2 separate regions of the Homo sapiens genome follow, and region 1 is linked to region 2. The links are chromatin loops, found by intact Hi-C in ENCODE. Cell type or tissue: mucosa of descending colon. All regions are shown on one strand. Links, peaks and the distances in the headings refer to the core of each region. The heading gives the core; the rest is flanking DNA.

Evidence for each region. Hi-C counts contacts between places; a loop is a spot of excess contacts. Peaks named below come from ENCODE experiments on the same cell type or tissue, not always from the same donor. Only the 100,000 strongest peaks of a DNase experiment are listed, where the experiment ranks them.
Region 1: a loop joins it to region 2, with 9 times the contacts of the local background. A loop is called at or near these places in 60 of 110 quality-filtered maps.

Annotation. Positions count from the first base shown.
Region 1 is chr11:117,207,766-117,210,676 of GRCh38, forward strand. PCSK7 (proprotein convertase subtilisin/kexin type 7) reads right to left here. Exons shown (of 17, transcript NM_004716.4): 13 at 1,132-1,288; 14 at 205-299. Among named protein-coding and RNA genes, the nearest start is that of TAGLN, 9.9 kb to the left of the region's middle. RefSeq lists enhancers at 725-1,225, 1,226-1,726. In mucosa of descending colon, for the core only: no CTCF peak of the experiment used is centred there; a DNase peak (open chromatin) is centred at 1,146.
Region 2 is chr11:117,131,019-117,133,929 of GRCh38, forward strand. No RefSeq gene overlaps it. Among named protein-coding and RNA genes, the nearest start is that of PAFAH1B2, 12 kb to the right of the region's middle. In mucosa of descending colon, for the core only: no CTCF peak of the experiment used is centred there; no DNase peak of the experiment used is centred there.

The DNA of each region.
Region 1 (2,911 bases), core at 156-2,655, 77 kb after region 2:
GGGAATATGAGAGGTAGTATAAATGAACAGTTGCAGAGAGCAATGCCCATTTCACGGATGGGCACACTCTTGGCATCAACTCTCTTGGTCCAATGGCAACCCTATATATTGCACACGGGACACTTTCTGTGGGGACTCTGAGATGCAGAGGGACCAGATAACAAGCAGGAAAGGTAGGGCCTGGTGTGAGGGCACGAGACTCACCGACATCCCTGATGACAAGCCTGTAGGTCCCTCGGGCTCTCTCCCCCCAGCATCGCACAGTGGAGAAGGTCCAGTCATTGAAGCCGTTGGGATCCCTGAGGAAAGAACACAGCAGAAACAGGTGGAAGGCGTGGGCCAGAGAGCTGACCTTCCCCCAGCAACACTTTCTTACTGTAGTAGCCGTGGAAACAACCTGGGAGGGTGCCACGAGGGCTTCTCAGGTGCCCCTTTCCCCTGGGGTCTCATGGAAGGAGGAAATTGTGTTAACGTGGTGTGGTGGAAAAAGCAAGCATGGAGCGCGCACAGGCTTGGAGTCCCACGGATCTAGGTTTATTCTTGTTCTCTTGGGCACTTACTAGCTCCATGACTTGTTTTCTTTTTCTTTCTTTTTTTTTTTGGAGACAGGGTCTCACTCTGTTATCCAAGCTGGAGTGCAGTGGCATGATCACAGCTCACTGCAGCCTTGACTTCCTGGGTTCAAGTGATCCTCCCACCTCAGTCTCCTGAGTAGCTGGGACTACAGGCATGTACCACCATGCTCAGCTAATCTTTAAATTTTTTGTAGAGACAGGGTCTCACTTTGTTGCCCAGGCTGGTCTTGAACTCCTGAGTTCAAGTGATTCTCCTGCCTTGACCTCCCAAAGTGCTGGGATTACAGGTGTGAGCCACCACACCCAGCCAGTTTCCTCATTTGTAAAAGGAGGTTACAAAGTCTAATCTAGGGGGTTCTTAGAAGGATTAGAGAACATGTATGTGAGGTGCAGGGCCTAGCGCTTGAAGAAGGTATGTGACGAAAGGCTTCCAGCCGCCAGGGATAGCCAGTGCCACAGTAGTTTAGGACAGTGCCAGGATCCACTTCTTCCATTTCTTTTCCCTGGAAAGGCCCTTGCTGAAAAGGTTGCTCAGGCCTCGGGCGGGTGTACATACGAGTCCATGCTGCGGGGGGCGCCGATGAGGGACATCATGCCACTGGGGCAGAACAGCTTCAGCTCCAAGCTGCCGCGCCGTGGGTGAGTGATGGAGACTGTCACTGCCACATGCTCCAGGGTCTTCAGCCCTGACATCTCCAGGTCCATCCTGCTGACTGTAGAAAGTCAGGCTGGGCAGCTGGGAAACCAGCCCACAAACACGCCTTCACTTCACCCCCACGTACACAAAGACACACGCTCACTGAAGCCACATACAAACATCTACGGCAACCCTAACTGGGACCTCGCCTATACTAGTAAATGGAATGGAGCTGCTGCTCTCAAGTTTACAACGTAGCTTCGAGTGCAGTTGGGAAGACGACACATACCCAAGACACAATATAAGAATCCAGCAGAGCAACTTCAATCATTCATTCATCCAAAACATTATTTACTGGGTACCTCCTCCATTTCAGGCACTGTACTAGATGCTGGGAATATAAAGATAAGATGGGCGTGGTCCCTGCCTCCTACCTGCAAGTGGAAAATGATATGGTATGGGAAATATACATAATTGATAAGGGAAGAGAAATAAGTCAGATGGGTTTAGGCACACAGCAGTGAGACACACTGAAGGAAATGAATACAGATCGGTAGACAGGGTTGGTAGAGGGCATTCTAGGCAGTGGAAAAGGCATGAACAAAGACGAAATGCACACATCTCACTGAAGATGATGCACAGTTAATTTTTAAAAAATGCTGGTGGATAAATTTCAAGCAAATTATGTGAGTGAAAAAAGCAATCTCAAAAGAAGCATATAGCCAGGTGTGGTGGTGTGCACCTGTGGTCCCACTACCGGGGAGGGTGAGGTGGGAGGATCGCTTGAGCCTGGGAGGTGGAGATTGCAGTGAGCCATGCTCATGCTACCACACTCCAGCCTGGGCAACAGAACAAGACCCTGTCTCAAAGAAAAAAAAAAAAAGAAAAAGGATGCGTAGCACACAATTCCATTTAGGTGATGTTAATTGAAGTACCTGCAGTGATACATAACAGATAAATGGGTGCCAGGGGCCAGGGACAGGGGAGGGGATGGGTGTGGCCAGAAAGGGGTAACACAAAGGAGTCTTGTGATAATGGAATTGTTCTGGATCTTGGTTGTGGTGGTAGTTATGCAAGGCTACATGTGATACAATTGCATACAGCTACACACGCGCATACACAAATATTGACAGCATGTGTATCTGGTGAACTCCAAATAAGCTCTATGGATTGTACCAATGTCAATTTCTTGGTTTTGATATTATACTTTAATTGTGTGAAACATTAAGATTGGGAGAAGGGTGCACGGGACTTCTCTTGTACATTTCTTTGAAACCTCCTGTAAATCTACAATTATTAAAACAAAAACAAAAACAAAAAACTACTGAAGAGGAAGACTCAACTGGGGACTATTAAGAAATTAGGCTGTAATGAGAACGATTCTTTTTTTTTTTTTTTTTGAGACAGAGTCTCTCTCTGTTGCCAGGCTGGAGTGCAGTGGCATGATCTTGGCTCACTGCAACCTCTGCCTTCTGGGTTCAAGCGATTCTCCTGCCTCAGCTTCCCAAGTAGCTAGGACTACAGGTGCACGCCACCATGGCCACCTAATTTTTGTATTTTTAGTAGAGATGGGGTTTCACCATGTTGGCCAGGATGGTCTCAATCTCTTGACCTTATGATCCACCCGCCTCAGCCTCCGAAAGTGCTGGGATTACAGGCGTGAGCCACTGCACCCGGCCGAATACAATTCTTTTTAAAG
Region 2 (2,911 bases), core at 275-2,774:
GCGACAAAAGCAAAATTCTGTCTCAAAAAAAAAAAAATTAACCTTGACTTTACTCATCCATTAAACATTTACCAAGAAATATTTGTTGTGCCAGGCATTCCCTGGCACTGAGGCTACGAAGAGGTATAAGACGCTTGCCATAGAATAATTCATATTTAGTCAGGGAAAGAGACTTGTAATTAATTCAAAGAGAGAGATGGACATTATAATAGAAACACCAGTGGACTCTTGGAATTCAGAAATCAGGATTTTTATCTTGAGAAAGACCCTGAAAAGGCTTATTAAATGGATTTGTATGATTTTTTTTTTTTTGAGACGGAGTCTCGCACTGTCACCTGGGCTGGAGTGCAGTGGCGCAATCTTGGCTCCCTGCAATCTCTGCCTCCAGGGTTCAAGCGATTCTCCTGCCTCAGCCTCCTGAGTGGCTGGGATTACAGGCACCCGCCACCATGCCCAGCTAATTTTTTTTTTTTTTTTTAGTAGAGACGGGGGTTTCACTATGTTGGCCAGGCTGGTCTCGAACTCCTGACCTTGTGATCCACCCGCCTCAGCCTCCCAAAGTGCTGGGATTACAGGCATGAGCCACCGCACCCAGACAGGATTTGTTTGTTTAATGAGGCACAAATTTGAATGAAACTATCTTCAAGGTTGTTGTACAACAAAAGCAAAGCACTTAACCAGTAAGAGAGACCCAGATAACTACAACGGTTGTATGTTTTGTTTTTGTTTTTATTTTTGAGACAGAGTCTTGCTCTGTTGCCCAGGCTGGAGTACAGTGGGGTGATCTCGGCTCACTGCAACCTCGCCTCCCAGGTTCTAGAGATTCTGCTGCCTTAGCCTCCTGAGTAGCTGGGATTATAGGTGCGTGCCACCACACCTGGCTAATTTTTCGTATTTTTAGTAGAGATGGGGTCTCACCAAGTTGGCCAGGCTGGTCTCAAACTCTGTCAAAGTGCTGGGATTACAGGAACGAGCCACCATGCCCAGGAAAAGGGTGTATATTTTGGCCTGGCATGGAATTAATTCTTTACTCTTTCTGAAGCACACTTTTACACTTATTACATATCTGAAGTGATGACTTAAAATATTCAGGCACGTTTCATTGGAAAATTACGTGGTATAGTGGGGTTCTCAAAAATGAGAAGTTCTCAAAGATCTCAAGAAAATTTTCTTGGCTGGACGTGGTGGCTCACGCCTGTAATCCCAGCACTTTGGGAGGCCGAGGGGGGTGGATCACATGAGGTCAGGAGTTCGAGACCAGCCTGGCCAACATGGTGAAAACCCATCTCTTCTAAAAATACAAAAATCAGTCAGGCGCGGTGGCACGCGCCTATAATCCCCGCTACTCAGGAGGCTGAGGCAGGAGAATCGCTTGAACCCAGGAGGCGGAGGTTGCGGTGAGCCAAGATCGCACCACTGCACTCCAGCCTGTGTAACAAGAGTAAAATTCTGTCCCAAAAAAAAAAGAAAAAGAAAATGTACAGATGCACACATCCACACAAACACAGAAAGGGTCTGGGTGGATATTTACCAACGTGTTATGGAACAACATAACATCTGGGTGCTTTTTTGTTTTCATTTTCATTCATCTGCTTTTCCAGTTTACCTTCAGTTAATTTGTATTGTTTATCTAATAAGAAAACCCACAAGGAATGTAACTAAACCATTCAAAAGCAAAGCAACCCCCAATAAAGACAAGTCCAGAGTATGGCCAGGATGTGGGTAGCCGGCATAGCGTGGAGAAAGGTCTAGAGTTAAGGAGGTAAAGCACTGTGAAGTTCTGACAATGGTGTGGTGGTGGATAATGGGAGGTGGCACTCTTCAGTGAGTGCAGTGAGAGGGGACTGAGCAGAAGGTCAGTAAGGACAGGGACTAGGGAGGACAGAAAGTGGTGTCATAGAAAGCCTGGAGCCTTTCCTTTCCTCCTCCTCAGTCTCTGTTACCCACACACAAGCCACCTCCCTAGAAGGAGGCGGTGGCATCTTAGCTGGTCTTCTGTCACCTGTCTCTTCCTGTCTCTAGTTCATCCTACCCACAGCTGTTAGAGTAGCCTTCTTTCAGCACTTTTTTTTTTTTTTTTTGAGACGGAGTCTCGTTCTGTCGCCCAGGCTGGAGTGCAGTGGCGCGACCTTGGCTCACTGCAAGCTCCGCCTCCTGGGTTCACACCATTCTCCTGCCTCAGCCTCCCGAGTAGCTGGGACTACAGGCACCCGCCACCACGCCCGGCTAATTTTTTTGTATTTTTAGGAGAGACGGGGTTTCACCGTGTTAACCAGGATGGTCTCGATCGCCTGACCTCGTGATCTGCCCGCCTCAGCCTCCCAAAGTGCTGGGATTACAGGCGTGAGCCACGGCTCCTGGCCCTTTCAGCACTTTTAAAAAAAAACTCTGTCCTGGCTGGTTGCATGGCTCCAGCATGTAATCTCAGCACTTTGGGAGGCCGAGGGGTGGCTGCGGATCACAAGGGTAGAGTTGAAGACCAGCCTGGCCAACACAGTGAAACCCCGTCTCTACTAAAAATGCAAAAATTAGCTGGGTGTGGTGGCAGGCACCTGTAATCCCAGCTACTCAGGAGGCTGAGGCAGGAGAATTGCTTGAACCCAGGAGACAGAGGTCGCAGTGGGCCGAGATCGCACCACTGCACTCCAGCCTGGGTGACAGAGCTAGACTCTGTATCAAAAAAAAAGAAAAAAAAAAAAAGAGCAACCAAAAAAAAAAAAAAAAACAACTCTGTCCTTGCTCAGTCATCTATAATAGGTCTCAGCTGCTTATTTAAAATAAAAATCTTTAAAGCCCTTCCCATCCCATCCTGGGTTACCCAGCTCCTACTTTCAGTACCTCTCTGAGCTGCTGCATCTGTAAAATGAACATATTGTACTCTGCCTTGTATACTGGAATAATTTTTTTTTTT